Regions from separate parts of the Homo sapiens genome. Here region 2 is linked to region 1. A link is an interaction called in ENCODE POLR2A ChIA-PET data of the cell type or tissue named here. Cell type or tissue: MCF 10A. All regions are shown on one strand. Links, peaks and the distances in the headings refer to the core of each region. The heading gives the core; the rest is flanking DNA.

Region 1 (8,000 bases), core at 1-8,000:
GAATGGGAATTTGGGGATTAGAGTGCTATCGTTGGGTCTAGGCGGAAGAGGACGGAACTGGGGGGATCTGAGATTGGTTTGGTCGGAGGAGCGGGGAGAGTAATAAGGGCTGAGTCGGAGGCGAGGATTAGGGGTGACTGAGGGGGACCAAGAGCTAGATCTGGTAGAGGTTGGGGGGTTTCCTTTGAGAGGAAAGGTTGGGGACAACCAGGGGGACTGAGGCAGCTATAGGGGATCAGAGTAGGTTTTGGGGGACTGAGTGGACTATCCAAATAGGACTCTTAGGAGAGGATTGAGGGTTCCAAGATGGGTTCGGGAGGCTGAGGGTCTGTAGCTGAGTCTATGAGGTGGTTCTGAGGCTCTTTAAGGGTTGGGCGAGGGTCCCCAGCCCAGGGTTTGGAGGCAGGAGTCCATGGTCATACCATAGCCAGGGTAAGGTTTGAAGGTTCCATGTATCTAAGGGGTCCCAATAATGCCCCTGGAGTCTGACTTCTTTTGAAGTGGCCCCAGCAGAGTTACGGGAGTTCGTGGATGGGCCTAAGGGTGGCGACAGGATACGTTTTTCTGTAAGGGTTGCCCCCTCCACCGAGGAAGGGAAGGTGGGAAATTTAGTGTGGCTGGCTTTGTACCACTGCGTCCCACGTGTCTGGGACTAAGGAAGGTTCCTGGAGCAGTTTCAGGAAGAAGTTAAAATGGGGGTTTGGGGCTGGCTGCCAACCCTCACCTCTGAGAGTCAAGCCTTGCCCAGCCCCTGGAAGGCATGTGCCAGCTCCTGTTTCTGGTTATCTTCCTTCACACCTTGAGGTGTGGTTTGCTCTCGGGTAACTGACTTCATCCTTGCAGATTTGCAGTGTGTGCTCCCTTTCTCTCAACCCATTTGGACTCATTCTCGGAAAGTCTGATCTTTTGGGTCTGGTTCTCCTCCAGGCAGGTGGGCCCAGGCTAATCCCAGCTCTTCCTGGCCCACCTACCACTCCTTTATGTCTCTGAAGTCTGAGCCTTCCCACGCCTACAGTGCTGAGCCTCTCACCCAGGAGCCCGTGTGGGGGCTTTTGGCTTTCTTTCCGAAGAGGGATTGTTCAGCACCAAGCCAGCCCCCTTAAAAGAGAGCTTGTATGGAGGTTGCACATTCAAAATCCCTGGAAAACCCTCAACAGATCATTGTCCGGAGCTACAGAGAGGCCACTGTAGTAAGATGGTATCAGTCTTTCCATTAATACACCCCTTGTATTCATGGGCTTTGTAACTTGACACATAATAACGTTGCTCCAAGATGCAGTGTACCCCGTTTATGGTCTCCATGTGGCACCTTCCATTTTGGAGAATAATAAGTGATAAAATCCATCCTTCTTAGCTGAATGAGTTTCATGTCTCCAAAGAAAAAATCTTTGCTTAGTTTCTCTGCTTTTCAGTTGCTGGGAGACCTTTTGTTGATTGTCAGCAGGGTTTTTCTGGTTTAATAATAAAATGATAGGTATATTTTTCTAATGTGTAACACTGCCTACAAGTTATTTTGGTATATGTGACTATTCTGTTGCAGTAAGAACTGAGTACTGTAGCTTTGTTGGTGGAACATTAATAGAAATAAACTGCCTTTAGTGGAGGGAAGCTTGTGGAAAGAATCAAGTTCATTCTGTTCACTTGGAGGCTGTTAGGGACAACCTCACCTGTTTCCTCTACCTCAGAACCTGAAGATTATTTTTTAAAGAGAAAGGTAAATTCATCTGGCAGGATTTTTTTTTTTTTTTTTTTTTTTTGAGTAAAAGTGACCTTCATACCTGAATACCCAAGAGAAGTATTGAGGCCTGAGCGACTCCACTTGATAAGCCTGCATAGTTCACATTAAATTACTCAGCAGTAGTTTGCTTTTCTGGGTGTAGTGCTTTTAAAACAAGGAAACAACTTGAAAACCAAAATACCTTAGCTCACCTAGCGAGGATCACTGTCAATCCTGTCGTCCTGGTCATGTGTGGTGTGCCTTTCTCGGAATGGGTGTAATGTGAACCGAAATTTTTGGTCATGGTAGTTTCACTCATCTGGTAATGCTATGCATTGGCTTATGTTGGGGGTAATTGTGAGACACAATAGAAGAAAATATTTTATGAACTGTTGACCAAATGGAACATTTGTGATGGCGTGTTAAAGAACATTCTGGTTTTGGAATCACACACTCCAGACTGGACTTGGCCGCTTCCCAGCTGTGTGATTGCAGGCAAGTCACTTCACCTGCCTGAGTATCTGTTGGAAAAGGATAATATGACAGTAATACCTATTTCATAGAGTGAGGATCAGGTGAGATGATGCCTATTAGTACTTAACACAGCCCATCAGTAGGGCTCAATAAAAAGTAATTGCAATAATTAATCACTTATATTAATAGTTCTCTTTTTGAAAGATGACTGACAATCATTAATACCAGATCATCCTGAAAGTTACTAGGATCCCATTTCAAGAATGTTGAGTAAATTATGATTTGCAATTAGCCTAAAAAACATTTACCTTTTCCTTTTTTTTTTTTTTTGAGAAAGGATCTTGCTCTGTTGCCCAGCTGGAGTGCAGTAGTACAATCTCAGCGCACTGCAACCTCTGCCTCCTGGGTTCAAGTGATTCTCGTGCCTTAGCCTCCTGCGTAGCAGGGCTCACAGGTGTGCGCCATCACACCCAGCTAATTTTTGTATTTTTAGTAGAGACGGAGTTTCAGCATGTTGGCCAGGCTGGTTTTGAACTCCTAACCTCAGGTGATCTGCCTGCCTCAGCCTCCCATAGTGCTAGAATTAAAGGCGTGAGCCACCGCACCCCGCTGCCACCGGCTAATTTTTTATTTTTGTTTTTTTGTAGAGATGGGGTCTTGCTATGTTGCCTCTTGAATTCCTGGCCCTAAACCATCTTCCTGCCTTGATTTCCCAAAGTGCTGGGATTACAGGCATGGGCCACCACGCCCAGCCAAACATTGATCTTTCTGTGGTCAAAATGATTATGTATTTGAGTAGGTATAGGGTGAAATGGTAAATATAACAGGCCTTTCCCAGCATAGAATTTCTTAACCTGAACCAAAGGATTTCTTTTTTTTTTTTTTTAATTGGCAGAAGGAAGTGTTTTAAATTGTAGAGTAAGGCTTCTTTAAGCCTGAGGGGATATTTTGTGGAGGCTGGAAAATGTGGCTAGGTTTTGAAGGCATTCACTGTTAGGTTTAAGTGCAGCTGTTCATTATGCGTCACTTACATTGTTTTAATTGTGGCGTGTGAGTTTCAGTGCAGTTTAAGTAGTGAACATGATTTCGGAGCTACGGTCCTCATTTTCTGGGCCTGTGTGTCAGTTTCTCTCTTCCTGTTCCTCCTGTTCATTATGCAATTCCCTAAATGTAGTATATCCTTCATGATCTTATTCTCTTGTCTGTGCTGCAGGCTAATGTTTCATATGCATGTATTTTATTTTTATTTAAAGTTATTTTTACATGGCAGTGGAATGTGCCTTCATCTGTCAACATTAACCCCATTGGACTTGCAGGGCACTCCCTTAAAAGGAACTGTCGCTTAGGGGATTAGGCAACTAAACCGGACCTCTTGAATTACTTCACTGTGCTTTCTGAGGAAATGCTGATTGGTTACTGCTAAAGATTCCACTAACAATTCAAATTGGGGATCTTTGTTCCCATGGCATGAAAATGCCCATGCCCGCATGCAAAAATGCTGAGGGTCTGAAAGACAGGTTGTTTTGTGGAAAGTAAAGAGCTCTGGTCTGGAAGAAGCTGTTTCCCTAAGGCGTGTTCGGGTGTGATTTGTGTGGGGGGCTGAAAGCTACTGCATGAATCATAATGGCTCATTGAAATGTATTGACCTTGCTTTAAATCCAGGGACCGGCTCCCAAACACACTCTGAATGCTGGTGAGACTGTTTTAGAAGCTAAGATTTGCACTCTTGAGTATAATACTACTGGAGTTTGTTTTTATCCATGTTTTATAATCATTATGTACGTGTAAAGGCTTCAACTTTTACGTTTAAATCTTTTCCATGGACCTTTTACATGAGTAAAAAATTACTGTGCCTAGGAATATGTACTGAAATTCAGTTGTATGTCATTTTATCCTTAAGTGAGGCATCAAGATTTCATGGAAAGCACGGAGCTGAGTTGTGTGACTTTAAGTGACTTAAACCCTGTGCTTCAGTTTCCTCAACTGTTAAAGGAAGGATAATATGCCTATCTTTTAGAGTACTTGTAAGGCTAAATGTCACAACAGAAATGGTACAGAGGAAGCATTCAGTAGAGGCCAGCTCCCTTTTATTAAGATGCAATTTTCAGAATATGTAGACTGGCTTAGATGAAATTTGATCAATTTATTTAGTTGCTCTTCTGCGTTTGCTAAAAGTGCAGTGGTGGGTGGCATCACACAGTGGTCGGAGTCAGAACTGGCTTTTGATACCAGTAGTTGACCTTTGACAAGTATTTAGTCTTTTTAATTGTAGTTACCTCACTGGAAATTAAGGAGAAAATAACAATAACCTTTTTCATAGCATTGTTGGGTAGATTAAATGAAATAAGTAAGATGCCTAATATGATACTTAGCACAGAGTGAACACTTGGTAAATAGTTATTGTTAGCTAAAAGGCGTAGTTTCCTTGATGCCCAAATGGAAGATTCCATTTCAGTTCCACAGCTCTTGAACACTTCCCTGTGCAGGGCATTGTAAGGGATAGATACACAAGTAGGACATAATTGCTAGATTATAATTTGGGAATAAACTAAATACAGAAATGTCTACAATACAAGAGGGAATAGGGAGTTTGTTAGGGAAGATGAAGGGCTCTAGAGGTAGATGGTGGTGATGGTGGCATAATAATATGAATGTACTCGGTGCCACTGAACTGTCAACTGTTCTCTTAGAAATGATTACGATGGAAAATTTTATGTATATTATACCACAGTTTTTTGAAAAAGAGAATAAGAAAAAGGCCAGGCTGGGTGCAGTGGCTCACACCTGTAATCTTAGCACTTTGGGAGGCCGAGGTGGGAAGATTACTTAAGCCCCGTAGTTTGAGACCAGTCTGGGCAATATGGCGAAACTCCATCTCTACAAAAAATAAATTAGCTGGGCATAGTGGCACACACCTGTAGTCCCAGATATTCAGGAGGCTGAGGTGGGAGGATTGCCTGAGCCTGGGAGGTTGAGGCTGTGGTGAGCCATGATCATGCCACTGCACTTCAGCCTGGGTGACAGAGTGAGGCTGTCTCAAAAAAAAAAAAAAGCCACGTGTGAATTCTAAATGACATTGAAGTTCAGATGAAAAAGCTCTCTGGCTACATTAGGTTTCTGATGCAAGAGACAGACTTTTTTTGTTTTTGTTTTTTAACTTACGTTCCCACAAAACAAAAGAGACAGACTTGGTGGGTAGGTAAACGTTAAGAAAATAAATTATTAAATAGAATAATATCTACCAGAGGGCACAGAGAATAAGGAACTTTGTCTACCTGCTACCCAGCCGAGGAAGTAAACACTGCCAACCGGCGGAACCCCCCGCCTTGTGCTCTGCCCTCAGTGTGCTCTTCCCCATGTCCACTGTTGTGAATTATTTATTTCTCTAAGTAGGCTTTTGATGGACAAAAATGGGGGCTCAGGAGGAAGTGACACAGGCACAGAGGCAGGAAAGCAGGGATGGGTTGTCCGACGAGCGAGTTCTCGTCTACTTTGGCCAGATGGCATGTACTTGTGTGTAGAGAAATGACAAGAAATAGGGCTGGTGAGGGGGAGTGCCAGGGTGTGCGCCCCATGGTGGTTAATTTAGGAGGAAACAAGGAGCTTCGTGATGATTTTGGAGCAGAGAAGCAGTCGGATGAAACTGCTCTTTTTTTTTTTTTTTTTTGAGACCGAGTTTTGCTCTTGTCTCCCAGGCTGGAGTGCAATGGCACAATCTCGGCTCACCGCAACCTCTGCCTCCCGGATTCAAGCGATTCTCCTGCCTCAGCCTCCCAAGTAGCTGGGATTACAGGCACGCGCCACCATGCTCGGCTAATTTTGTATTTTTAGTAGAGATGGGGTTTCTCCATGTTGGTCGGGCTGGTCTAGAACTCCTGACCTCAGGTGATCCGTCCGCCTCGGCCTCCCAAAGTGCTGGGATTACAGGCGTGAGCCACCGCGCCCGGCCTGAAACTGCTCTTTAGGGAGGTTAATCTGTCAGCAAAGCGTGGGCTGGCTTGGCGTGGCAGGACCAGGTTGGCGGCGGAAGTGGAGGTTAGGAAGAAATTAGGATTTGAGCTAGGGCTCTGGGAGAGGTATTCGGACCAGCTGGCCCGACTCCCTTTCTCACTTCCCCTCTCCTGCTGACCTGAAGTGCTTTCCCCACCTCTGTCACAGGCACGTGGTCTCTTAGCTTCTTTGTATACCTCTCCTGTGGCACTTGACACACATTTTGTAAGTCACTTCCCTGTGTCCCCCACTGGCTTGGGGGCTGCATTTTGTCATGTTTGTCTTTTTGTCCTTGGCACCCAGCACAGTGCCTGGCACCCAGGATGTGCCTGGGTAGTGCTGCTGAGTGAGTGGTGATAACCGGGCTTCAAGTGGAAGTGAGTAGGAGACAGGGCTCTGGTGAGCGGGGAGGGGAGGGGCAGTGGGGGTGCAGGAGGGAGGGAGTCATTGAGGCCGGATTAGGCAGAGCATGAGGGATGGGCAGGGCTTTGTCCCGCAGGCAGTTGGAGTGTGGTTCTGGAGCTCAGGGTGAATGCTCTGCTTGGAGACAGAAATTCAAGCCACTCTCCTCCAAGTGCTTGTGGAAATCAAGGAGAATATAAAAGTTTGAAAGGCCACTAGGAGCTATTAGTGGGTTGGGAGAAGGAAAGAGCTGCCATCGAAGGGAGGGGAGAAACGAGAGAAACAAGTTGGATGACCTAACATCCTGTTAGAGACTGGCTGGAAGAGGAACCCAGAAGTAGACTGCACTGTTTGACCCTCACCGGTCGGTCGTATGCAGAGTGGTTGTGTTCTTGAGCTGAGGAATGCCGGCCTTGTTGCCTGTTTGGCTTTGATTACAGTATTTGTAGCAGAATGTTGCTATGGAGATTCATGCCAGGTACGCAGTGGGAGGTGATCTAGAAGACCGTGTGCCAGCCACTCGTAGGTAATCACTGGCGCTCAGAACATGCTGAGACAAGAGTTCTCGTTGGTTTATTTCCTTCCCCAGCTGTGTGAGTTTTCAGATTTCATCATTGGAAATGATGTCTTACCCAATGATACAAAAGCAGAGGAAATGCCTTTGTAGAATTTCTTCCAAGGGAAGAATGAAAGTAGAGAGGTGACTTAGCTTAGCTTTGTTGTCTCTAGAATACGTTACAGTGTGTCAAGGGAAGGCTTTTCAAAGTATTTGTCAAGGGATTGTGAGGAACGTAGTCCATTACTTTGTCAAAGAGTTTATGTGAAAAGTAGATATTTGAATAATTTCTTATATTTCAAGCAGCGTTACAGCTAATGTTTCTTTTAAATCAAACCTTTTATCTCCAAGGTTAACTAATGGCACCTCGAGGTTACATCTGCAGCCCAGTGTCTAGGATAGTAGAGGAACATAGTGCAAATTCATGTTTGTCATCAGAGCTGGGTGTGGTGGCTGACACCTGTAAATCCAGCTACTCCGAAGGCTGAGGTGGGAGGATCTCTTGAGCCCCATGAGTTTGAGACCAGCCTGGGCGACATAGTGAGACCCTGTCTAAAAGAAAAAAAACAAAAGTGGTCTAACATGTTTGCCATCAGACAGTAGTTTTCATTAATGTGAACATGACTGAGGTCAAGAAGTTTATTCATGTACCCAGCCTTTGCGGAGCATCTGTGGTGTGCCACTTGGGGGATGTGAAACCAGTAAACCACATAGTTTTCATCATTTAGGATCATGCAGGTGTACAGGGTACATGTGAAACAGTAGTGAGGCCCACACACTGGTGGGGGGAGATCCAGTAAGCCTTTGGAAGGTGGGGGGTCAGCAGGGAGTGTTTCCTGGAGAAGATGAATGACTCATAAG
Region 2 (11,148 bases), core at 1-8,000, 72 kb after region 1:
GATGTTAGATGAGGCTGGGCGTGGTGGCTCATGCCTATAATCCCAGCACTTTGGGAGGCCAGGGTGGGCGGATCACTTGAGATCAGGAATTCAAGAGCAGCCTGGCCAGTATGGCAAAACCCCATCTCTACCAAAAATACAAAAATGAGCTGGACATCGTGGCGCCCGCCTGTAATTCCAGCTACTTGGGAAGCTGAGGTGGGAGAATTGCTTGAACCCAGGAGGTGGAGGTTGCAGTAAGCCAAGATCACGCCACTGCACTCCAGCCTGGGCGACAGAGTGAGACCCTGTCTCAAAAAAAGAAAAAAGAAAAAAAGACGTTAGATGAAGAGATATCTGCACTCCACTCCATGTTCACTGCAGCCAAGATGCGGAAGCAACATAAGTGCCTGTCAGCAGATGAGTGGATCAGGAAAACGTAGTATATACGCACAATGGAGTAATATTTAGCCATAAAAACAAACAAAATTCTGTAATTTGCAACAGCGTGGATGAACCTGGAGGACATTAGACTGCGTGAAAGAAGCCAGGCACAGAAAGACAAATACTGCCTGATCTCACTTATATTTGAAATCTAAAAAGTGTGGAACTCAATGGTGTGAACCCGGGAGGCGGAGCTTACAGTGAGCCAAGATCGCACCACTGCACTCCAGCCTGGGCGACAGACCGAGACTCCATCTCAAAAAAAAAAAAAAAAATGTGGAACTCATAGAAGCAGAGAGTAGAATAGTGATTACCAGAGGCTTGGGGAGGGAGTGGATGGGGAAAGGGGAGCTATTGGTCAAAGGTACAAAGTTTCAATTAGACAGGAGGAAAAGTTTTAGTGATCTATTGCACAGCACCATGACTATGGTTAATAATAATGTATTGGCCAGGTGCAGTGGCTCACGCCTGTAATCCCAGCACTTTGGGAGGCCGAGGCAGGCGGATCACAAGGTCAAGAGCTCGAGACCATCCTGGCCAACATGGTGAAACCCTGTCTCTACTAAAAAGACGAAAATTAGCTGGGCGTGGTGGCACGCGCCTGTAGTCCCAGCGACTTGGGAGGCTGAAAGGCAGGAGAATCGCTTGAACCTGGGAGGTGGAGGTTGTAGTGAGCCAAGATCACGACACTGCACTCCAGCTTGGTGACAAGAGTGACATTCTGTCTCAAAAAAAAAAAAAAAAAAGATAAATAATGTCGTGTGTGTGTGTGTGTGTGTGTGTGTGTGTTTAAATTTATAGAGACAGGGTCTCCCATTGTTGCCCATTCCTGGCTTCACGTGATCCTCCTGCCTCAGCCTCCCAAAGGGCTAGGATTACAGGTGTGAGCCATTGTGCCCAGCCAATAATAATGTATGATATATTTCAAAATTGTTAAATGAATCGGTTCTAAATCTTTCCACTACAAAGACATGATAAGTATGTGAGGTGATAGATACACAGCTGGTTTAGTCATTCTACTATGTTATATACATATTATAACATTGCACTATACACTGTAAATATATACAATTATTATTTGTCAATTTAAAAAAGACCATAGTGGCTACGCACAGTGGCTCACGCCTGCAATCCCAGCACTTTGGGAGGCTGAGGTGGGAGGATCTCTTGAGCCCAGGAGTTTGAGACCAGCCTAGGCAACACGGGGAGACAAAAAATACACTTAAAAAAAAATTAGCCAGGCATGGTGACAAACACCTGTACTCCCAGATATTCAGGAGGCTGAAGTGGGAGGACCGCTGGAGCCTGGGAGTTTGAGGCAGAAGTGAGCCATGATCGTGCCACTGCACTCTAGCCTGAGCGAGAGAGTGACACCCTGTCTCAGAAAATAATAAATAAATAAGACCTTAGGGAATGAATAAAATATAATGAAGTGACTGCATACAATTGCCATCCATCCATCCAACAAAGGCTTCTTGACTTCCCATTCATGTGTGGGGTCCCCTTTGTCTCTAATCTGGAAGGACTTCTCTGTCTGCTTCACCATGTGTGTTACAGCTAAACGCTGGCCATCAGCTAATGCCCAGATATAACTGGCTCGCTGTCAGTCCTAACACAGGCACCGATCCAGTGAGCCCTCAGTGAGCCGTGTTGAAAACAGTGGTCAGTAGTTAAGCATCGGCAACTCTAAGTGCCTCGTTAGCCTTCTTAGGTGTCTGGGTGGGGAAAAGAGGAAGAAGGGGAGTGGAGAGGTAAGGGGGAGGAATGAAGGGGAGATGATGCCTGGAAAGACCCCAGTGCATTCCGTGGTGACCCCTGGCTTGCAGGTGAGCCCACCTCCTCACCTCCCCCTGCCTGTGTGGCCTGCATTCCAGCCACCCCGGGATCCCTCACAGTTCCTCAGGGGCACCCAAGGGTGCTTCCAGTCCTCTGTGCTTTTACTCATGCTGCTTCCTCTCTATGCAAATTGCCCATGTATTTTACCATCTGATTTTTTTTTTTTTTTTTTTGAGACAGAGTCTTGCTCTGTTGCCCAGGCTGGAGTGCAGTGGCGTGATCTCGGCTCACTGCAACCTCCGCCACCTGGGTTCAAGCGATTCTAGTGCCTCAGCCTCTCGAGTAGCTGGGATTACGGCACGCCACCATGCCCGGGTAATTTTTGTATTTTTAGTAGAGAGGGGGTTTTACCTTGTTGGCTAGGCTGGTCTGGAACTCCTGCCCTCAGGTGATCTGCCTGCCTGGGCCTCCCAAAGTGCTGGGATTACAGGCGTGAACCACCGTGCCTTGCTACCATGCTATGTATTTTCTCTTATTCGTTTAAAAACTTCATTCTGAAAGGGATCTGCAGGCTTTATCAGCCTGCCACGAGAAAGGCCAAGAGCCCCGACAGGTAACACCAACCATCTCAAGCCAGCAATCAGGACGGCCAGGCCCACACAGCAGGCACAAGTCCAAGCTCAGTTTATGGTAGGGTCCGCTCCTCACCCCTACCCTCCAGGCAAGGAGGAAGCCCGCCATGAGGCAATGTGCTCAGCTGTGCGCTTCCCCTTACTCTAACTCCTTTTTTCTCCTTTGTCTATTTTTAAATTATTGGAGTTTTTCTTGAATAGTTTAAAAATCAAAATAATAAAAACAGGTATAAACTGAGAAGTCCCGCTTCTGCCTCATCCCTCATGCCTCCTATTGGTAAAATTTATATCATCTTTCCACTGTGTCTTTGTGCAAATATATATTCTTATTTCCATCCTCTTTCTTTTCTTCTTCTTCTTTTTTTTTTTTTTTTTTTTTTGAGACAGGATCTTGCTGTATCGCTCAGGCTGGAATACAGTTGCTCAATCACAGCTCACTGCAGCCTCAAATTCCTGGGCTCAAGCAATCCTCCTGTCCCAGCCTCCCGAGTGCCTGGGACTACAAGTGTGCACCACCATGCCCCGCTAATGTTTTTAAAAACCTTTTTTTGTAGAGACAGGGCCTAGCTATGTTGCCCAGGCTGGTCTCGAACTCCTGGGCTCAAGCAATCCTCCCACCTTGGCCTCCCAAAGTGGTGGGATTACAGGTGTGAGCCACTGCTCCTGGCCCTCTCCTTATGTATGTGGAATGCCATATGAACCTTCAGTATCTTGCACGTTTCTCACTTAGCAATATATCTGGAAATATTTCCACATACTAGAGCACCTCATTCTGTTCTATGTCTGCTCAGAACTCCACCGTGTGGGTGGACCACAGCTTATTCCCTCGGTTCCCTTTTGCTGGACACTGGGTGGGTGGCCTCCTATCATTTGCTATTGTAAAGCAATGCTGCAAAGAAACACGTGTGCCTATGCCATTTCATACACATGCAGAAGTATCTGTGGGAGAGATTCCCAAAGTGACACTGCATTGTCAAAGCGTCAGTTCTTCAGTGATTTTTAGAAAACATTGCCAATTTCCCCAACAGGAGGACTGAATCATTGCCTGCTCCCTGGCAACGTGGGAGAGTGCCTGTCTCACAGCAAGGCTCTGAATTGCGACCCTTGTCTGTAGCGACAGATGGCAAAGCCCTGGAGAAGCAGACACGCTGCTCAGAACTTTACCCTGCTTCCTTATTGCAGAAATTAAGAATTTTTAAACAAAATTATTTGCTTTTTCGGTACCTAGCTGTACTCAGTACAAAGGCATGGGGGGAGGAGTTTGTAAAGCGTGTTGCCAGGTAAATCCCTGTTATTTAAATTCTGTCTTCCCAATATCTCTAGAATCAGTTAATGCACCAGAAAATGTATGATATCTGGAGCCAACAGTTTTTCCAATTAAATGATTTTCTGATTCTAGCTGTACTTTGTTGACTAAAGAGATTCGGTCATTTTTCCCTTCCTGTAAAATGTAAGGTTGGAATTAGATATCTCTTCTGGATCTTTCTAGCTCAAACACTCTGAAAAAAATATATTTTTTGAGACAGGGTCTTGCTCTGTTGCCCAGGCTGGAGTGCAATGGTGTGATCGTGGTTCACTGTAGCCTCGAACTCCTGGGCTCAAAGTCATGATCCTCCTACCTCAGCCTCCTGAGTAGCTGGAACTATAGGCGTGAGCCACTACACTTGGCTAATTTTTATTTTTTAGCAATGGGGTCTCACTATCTTGCCCAGGCTGGTCTCGAACTCCCAGGCTCAAGCAATCCTCCTGTGTGGTCCTCCCAAAGAGCTAGGATTACAGGTGTGAGTCACTGCACCCAGCTAATTTTATTTTATTTTTCTTAGACAGTGTCCCACTCTATGGCCCAAGCTGGAGTACAGTGGTGTGATCATAGCTCACTGTAGCCTTGACCTCATGCTCAAGCGATCCTCCCCCCTCAACCTCCCAAGTACCCAGGACTACAGTCATGGGTCACCACGTCCAGTTAATTTTTTTTTTTTTTTTTTTTTTGAGACAGAGTCTCGCTATGTCACCCAGGCTGGAGTGCAGTGGCACGATCTTGGCTCACTGCAAGCTCCGCCTCATGGGTTTACACCATTCTCCTGCCTCAGCCTTTCAAGTAGCCGGGACTACAGGCGCCCGCCACCACGCCCAGCTAATTTTTTTGTATTTTTAGTGGAGATGGGGTTTCACCGTGTTAGACAGGATGGTCTTGATCTCCTGACCTCATGATCCGCCTGCCTCGGCCTCCCAAAGTGCTGGGATTACAGGCGTGAGCCACCGCGCCTGGCCACATCCAGCTAATTTTTGAATTTTTTGTAGAGACAAAGTCTTGGTATGTTGCCCCAGCAGAACTTGAACTCCTGCCCTCAAGTGATCCTCCCACCTCGGCCTCCCAAAGTGCTGGGATTATAGGTGTGAGCCACTGCACCTGGCCAGCTTTTTCTTTTTTCTGCATGTTCCTGTCAGTTCCATTCAAGGTAGGCCCTGAGACCGCCTGTGGCAGATGCTGGGTGCTGCAGCCAGGGTGCCAAGGTGGAGAAGGGTCCTGAGGCGTTCACAGTGAGCAGGAGTCATGGACGCAGTCACCTGTTGGCTACCTGACGTGCACTCTGATGGAGGCAGATACACACACACACACGCATGCATGCACACACACACATGTGCAGGCACACACACACAGAGCTACACTAGCAGGACAAAAATGAGGGAGTGATTGATTATATCTCAGGAATTTGACATAAAACCCTAACAAAGAGGTTGAGAGAACAACCTGAAGCCACGAGGACAAGGAGGAGACATCTGTTGCTATAATGCTTGTTTGGAAAACGTGAATTTGGGCCAGGCATAGTGGCTCACGCCTGTAATCCCAGCACATTGGGAGGCCAAGTTGGGAGGATCACTTGAGGTCAGGAGTTTGAGACCAGCCTGGCCAACATGGTGAAACTCTGTCTACTAAAAATACAAAAAATTAACCAGGCATGGTGGCTCACACCTGTAATCCCAGCTACTCAGGAGGCTGAGGCAAGAGAATCGCTTGAACCCAGGAAGTGGAGGAAAGAGTGAAACTCCATCTCAAAAATAAAATAAAAATAAAAAAATAGGCCAGGCATGGTGGCTCATGCCTGTAATCCCAGCACTTTGGGAGGCCGAGGCGGGTGGATCACAAGGTCAGGAGATCAAGACCATCCTGGCTAGCATGGTGAAACCCCATCTCTACTAAAAATCCAAAAAAAAAAAAAAATTAGCTAGGCGTGGTGGCGGGTGCCTGTAGTCCCAGCTACTTGGGAGGCTGGGGCAGGAGAATAGTGTGAACCCGGAAGGTGGAGCTTGCAGTGAGCCAAGATCATACCACTGCACTCCAGCCTGGGTGACAGAGCAAGACTCTGTCTCAAAACAATAAATAAATAAATAAATAAAATTTAAAAATAAAAATAAACTGGCATGTAATCTTTATTCCATCAAAGTTCATGGATCCCATGAATTCTAGTCAACAAATTCTGATTAAAATTATCTGTCCAACAAATCCATAGAGACAGAAAGTAGATTGTGGTAACCAGTGGCTGTGGATGTGGGGTCTCCTTTTGGGGTGATTAAAATATTCTAGAATTAGATAGCGGTAGTGGCTGCACGATTTTATTAATATGATTTAAAAAAAACCACCAAATTGTACACTTTAGAAGGGTGAATTGTATGTAAATAATAAAATGTGAATTCTGTCTCTCTTTTTGATATAGGGTCTCACTCTGTCACCCAGGCTGGAATGCAGTGGCAAGATCATGGCTCACCACAGTCTTGACCTCCCAGGATCAAGTGATCCTCCTACCTCAGCCTCCTGAGTTGCTGGAACTACTGGTGCATGGCAGTGTGTCCAGCTAATTAAAAAAAATTTTTTATTTTGTAGAGGTGGGGTTTTTCAATGTTGCCCAGAGTGGTCTCAAACTCCTTGGCTCAAGTGATCCATCTGCTTTGGCCTCCCAAAGTGCTGGGATTACAGGCATTAGCCACCATGGCTGGCCTATATCTCAATTAAAAAAATGTATTTTAAAGAAATAGCTGCCAAAGAATGACTAGAAAAGTCATAAAGGTTCTCCCCAGACACAGGGGAAGAAGCAGCCTCACTGCATACATTTAAAGGGATAGCTAAGCACCAAAATAGTTTTGTCATTAAAAACCTTCCTCTGCCCCAATATAAATGCAACGCTTCACTAATGCCTCAGAGACAGCTTGTGAAGAAGAAATCTTCCTAGGAAACACCAGAGTCCATCACGGTTTCCACTTTGAAAAGTTTATATGGCACACATGGTATACTTTGAAAAATTTCTAGTTTTGGATCCTGTTCTGCTTTAAGGTAATCTCTGCAACTACCTGTTTAGGCTCATGGCAGTGAGCATCTTGATTCTAAAATGATTAATGTTCTAGTTTTGGATCTATTCGCGGCACATAGAAACTGCTCCAGGGAACTCTGAATCTAACAAAATACCAATCTGAAGGACTAAGCAAGAATTGCCATCAGAGAGCATTTCGTGAAATAAGGCAAAGATGTTTGCTCCCCTGCTTCTATTCAACACTCATCTGGAGGTCCTAGCCAGAGCAGTAAGGGAAGAAAATGAAATAAGGCATAAATATTGGAAAAAGGAATAAAACTGTCTCTATTCATGAATGACATGATTGTGTAGAAAATCCTAAGGAATCTACAAAAAAACTACTAGAATAGGCTGGGTGTGGTGGCTCACGTCTGTAATCCCAGCATTTTGGGAGGCTGAGGCGGGCGGATCACAAGGTCAGGAGATGGAGACCATCCTGGCTAACACGGTGAAAGCCCGTCTCTACCAAAAAATGCAAAAAATTAGCCGGGTGTGGTGGCGGGCGCCTGTAGTCCCAGCTACTCGGGAGGCTGAGGCAGGAGAATGGCGTGAACCCGGGAGGCGGAGCTTGCAGTGAGCCGAGATCGCGCCACTGGCACCAAGGCCTGGGCGACAGAGCGAGACTCCGTCTCAAAAAAGAAAAAAAAAAACCTGTTAAGTTGGAAGTAATCAAAATTTTAAATTTCGCTTTTTAAAAGACACTGTTAAGAAAAGCCAGGCCAGGCACAGCGGCTCACGCCTATAATCCCAGCACTTTGGGAGGCTGAGGCAGGAGGATTGCTTGAACCCAAGAGTTTGAGACCAGCCTGGGCAACATTGTGGGACCCTGTTTCTACAAAAAATAAAAACATCAGCTGGGTGTGGTTTCGTGTACGTGTAATCCCAGCTACTCAGGAGGCTGAGGTGGGAAGATCACTTGAGCCTGGGAGTTGGAGGTTCAAGTTGGCCCTGCATTCCAGCCTGGGTGACAGAGCAAGACTGTCTCTAAAAAACAAATAAATAAGCTGAGCATGGTGGCTCATGCTGATAGTCCCAACACTTTGGGAGGCTGAGGCAGGAGGATTACTTGAGGCCGGGAGTTCAAGCAGCCTGGCAAACAGAGTGGGCATGGCAGTGCGTGCCTGTGGTCCCAGCTACTTGGGAGACTGAGGTGGGAGGATTGCTTGAGCCCAGGAATTTGAGGCTGCAGTGAGCTGTGATCACGCCTGCGAATAGCTACTGCACTCCAGCCTGGGCAACAGAGGAAGATGCTGTCTCAAAAATAAATAAATACACAAAATTAAAATTAGGCCGGGCAGGGTGGCTCATGCTTGTAATCCCAACACTTTGGGAGGCCAAGGCAGGTGGATCACTTGAGGTCAGGAGTTCGAGACCAGCCTGGTCAACATGGTGAAACCCCGTCTCTAATAAAAATGCAAAAATTAGTGAGGCATGGTGGCAGGTGCCTGTAATCTCAGCTACTTGGGAGGCTGAAACAGGAGAATTGCTTGAACCCAGGAGGCAGAGAATTGCAGTGAGCTGAGATCGTGCCATTGCACCCCAGCCTGGGCAACAAGAGCAAAACTCAGTCTCAAAAAAAAAAAAAAAAAAATTAAAAGTCCATATCTGTTAGAGAGACATCATGATCATGAAATATTTATGAGTGACATGATATGATGCTGAGCTAAAATGCTTCCAAAGAAAACGTGTATGGATGGGGTAAGATAAAATCGATGGTGGTCAAAGGTGAGTGACCGTGCCATTCTTTCCACTTCAGTGCATATTTGAAATTTTCTTTCTTTCTTTCTCTCTCTCTTTTTTTTTTTTTTTTTTTTTTGAGGTGGAGCTTTGCTCATTGCCAAGGCTGGAGTGCAATGGCACAATCTCGGCTTACCATAACCTCCACCTCCGGGGTTCAAGCAATTCTCCTGTCTCAGCCTCCCGAGTAGCTGGGATTACAGGCATGTGCCACTATGTCCGGCTAATTTTGTATTTTTAGTAGAGACGGGGTTTCTCCATGTTAGTCAGGCTGGTCTTGAACTCCTGACCTCAGGTAATCCACCCGCCTCGGCCTCCCAAAGTGCTGGGATTACAGGCATGAGCCACCACGCCCGGCCTTGAAACTTTCTATAATAAAATTTGGTTTTTTAAAACATTTCCAGCTGGCCGTGGTGGCTCACGCCTGTAATCCTAGCACTTTGGGAGGCCAAGGTGGGTGGATCACTGGAGATCAGGAGTTTGAGACCAGCCTGGCCAACATGGTGAAACCCTGTCTCTACTAAAAATATAAAAATTAGCCGGGCATGGTAGAGTAGGCCTTTAGTCCCAGTTACTTGGGAGGCTGAGGCAGGAGAATCACTTGAACCCGGGAGGTGGAGGTTGCAATGAGCTGAGATCGTGCCACTGCACCTCAGCCTGGGCGACAAGAGCAAAACTCTGTACCCGCCCCCTCCAAGAAAAAAGTCCCCAAGAATTTATCTTCATATGCCCCAGATCATTAGAAAGAGGAAGTTTGGGTCCAGTGACATCTAAGTGTAACTTTTTCCTCCTTAAAACAAGCATGTTCCCTTTCCTCCCTAGAGACACAGAAACTCTCCCTCTAACAGAAAGGCCGCCCTGCCGGTGATATTTGCACACTGGTGTTCAGTGGTGTGTTTGGATGTGACAAATATAGTCAAGAGAAAATGAAACGCATACATTTGTGGCACTGCCAGTGAGATTCTCATGGCTGATGGGCAGCAGTGTGCTCAGCTCCAGGTCCGTCACCATCTGACGAGATTCCGCCAGCAAACGCTGGAGCTTGCTCGTGGGCGAGAAATCATCCTGGGAGGGTAACACAATTGAAGCCTACAGGAAATTAAGAGGCACCTTTAAATGCTTAGGTTTACAAACACAAATGCTAACTACCTAGGAATATTGTTTTCTTTTTTCTTTCTCTTGCTCTGACGCCCAGGCTGAAGTGCAGTGGCACAATCACAGCTGATTGCCTCAAGCTCCTGGGCTCGAGTGATCCTCCTGCCTCAGCCTCCTGAAAAGCTGGGACCATAGGTGTGTGCAACCACACCGAGCAATTTTTTTTTTGGTAGAGGTGGGATCTCACTATGTTGCCCAGGCTGGTCTTGAACTCCTGGCCTCAAGTTACCCTCCTGCCTCGGCCTCCCAAAGTGCTGGGGTTATAGGCGTGAGCCACTACACCCGATCACCTGTGAATATTTCTTTGTCTTTAGGTGTTACAAAGCAAAGCTGGACATCAAATAGTAGAATAAGAATAACTAAATTCATTCCTTTTCTTTCTTTCTTTCTTTCTTTCTTTCTTTCTTTCTTTCTTTCTTTCTTTCTCTCTCTCTCTCTCTCTCTCTCCCTCCCTCTCTCTCTCTTTCTTTTTTTTTTTTTTTGAGACGGAGTCTCGCTCTGTCACCCAGGCTGGAGTGCAGTGGCATCATCTCGGCTCACTTCAAGCTCCACCCACCTCAGCCTCCCAAGTAGCTGGGACTACAGGCACCCACCACCATGCCTGGCTAATTTTTTTTTGTATTTTTTAGTAGAGACGGGGTTTCACCACGTTAGCCAGAATGGTCTCAATCTCCTGACCTCGTGATCTGCCTGCCTCAGCCTCCCAAAGTGCTGGGATTACAAGTGTGAGCCACCGCACCCGGCCTCTTTTTTTTTTTTTTGAGACGGAGTTTTGCTCTTGTTGCCTAGGCTGGAGTGCAATAGTGTAACCTCAGCTCACTGCAACCTCCACCTCCCGGGTTCAAGTGATTCTCCTGCCTCAGCCTCCCGAGTAGATGCGGCTACAGTTGCCCGCCACCACACCTGGCTAATTTTGTATTTTTAGTAGAGACAGGGTTTCACCATGTTGGCCAGGCTGGTCTTGAACTTCTGACCTCCAGTGATCCATCCGCCTCGAACTCCCACAGTGCTAGGATTACAGGCGTGAGCCACTGCACCCAGCCCCCTTTATTTCTTAGAACCTACTCAGTTAAATAATT

Evidence for each region. Peaks named below come from ENCODE experiments on the same cell type or tissue, not always from the same donor. Only the 100,000 strongest peaks of a DNase experiment are listed, where the experiment ranks them.
Region 2: POLR2A ChIA-PET joins it to region 1 with 5 read pairs; 8 of 35 experiments call an interaction of 5 or more read pairs at or near these places.

Annotation. Positions count from the first base shown.
Region 1 is chr12:122,887,581-122,895,580 of GRCh38, reverse strand. All of the region lies in intron 1 of VPS37B (VPS37B subunit of ESCRT-I), which reads left to right. Among named protein-coding and RNA genes, the nearest start is that of VPS37B, 4.5 kb to the left of the region's middle. RefSeq lists enhancers at 3,206-3,705, 3,706-4,207, 6,765-7,059, 6,438-7,154, 7,973-8,000. In MCF 10A, for the core only: no CTCF peak of the experiment used is centred there; DNase peaks (open chromatin) are centred at 730, 3,220, 3,580, 7,090 and 1 weaker place.
Region 2 is chr12:122,812,125-122,823,272 of GRCh38, reverse strand. CCDC62 (coiled-coil domain containing 62) reads right to left here. Exons shown (of 13, transcript NM_201435.5): 11 at 9,854-10,003. Among named protein-coding and RNA genes, the nearest start is that of HIP1R, 18 kb to the left of the region's middle. RefSeq lists an enhancer at 9,596-9,675 and a silencer at 10,861-11,036. In MCF 10A, for the core only: no CTCF peak of the experiment used is centred there; no DNase peak of the experiment used is centred there.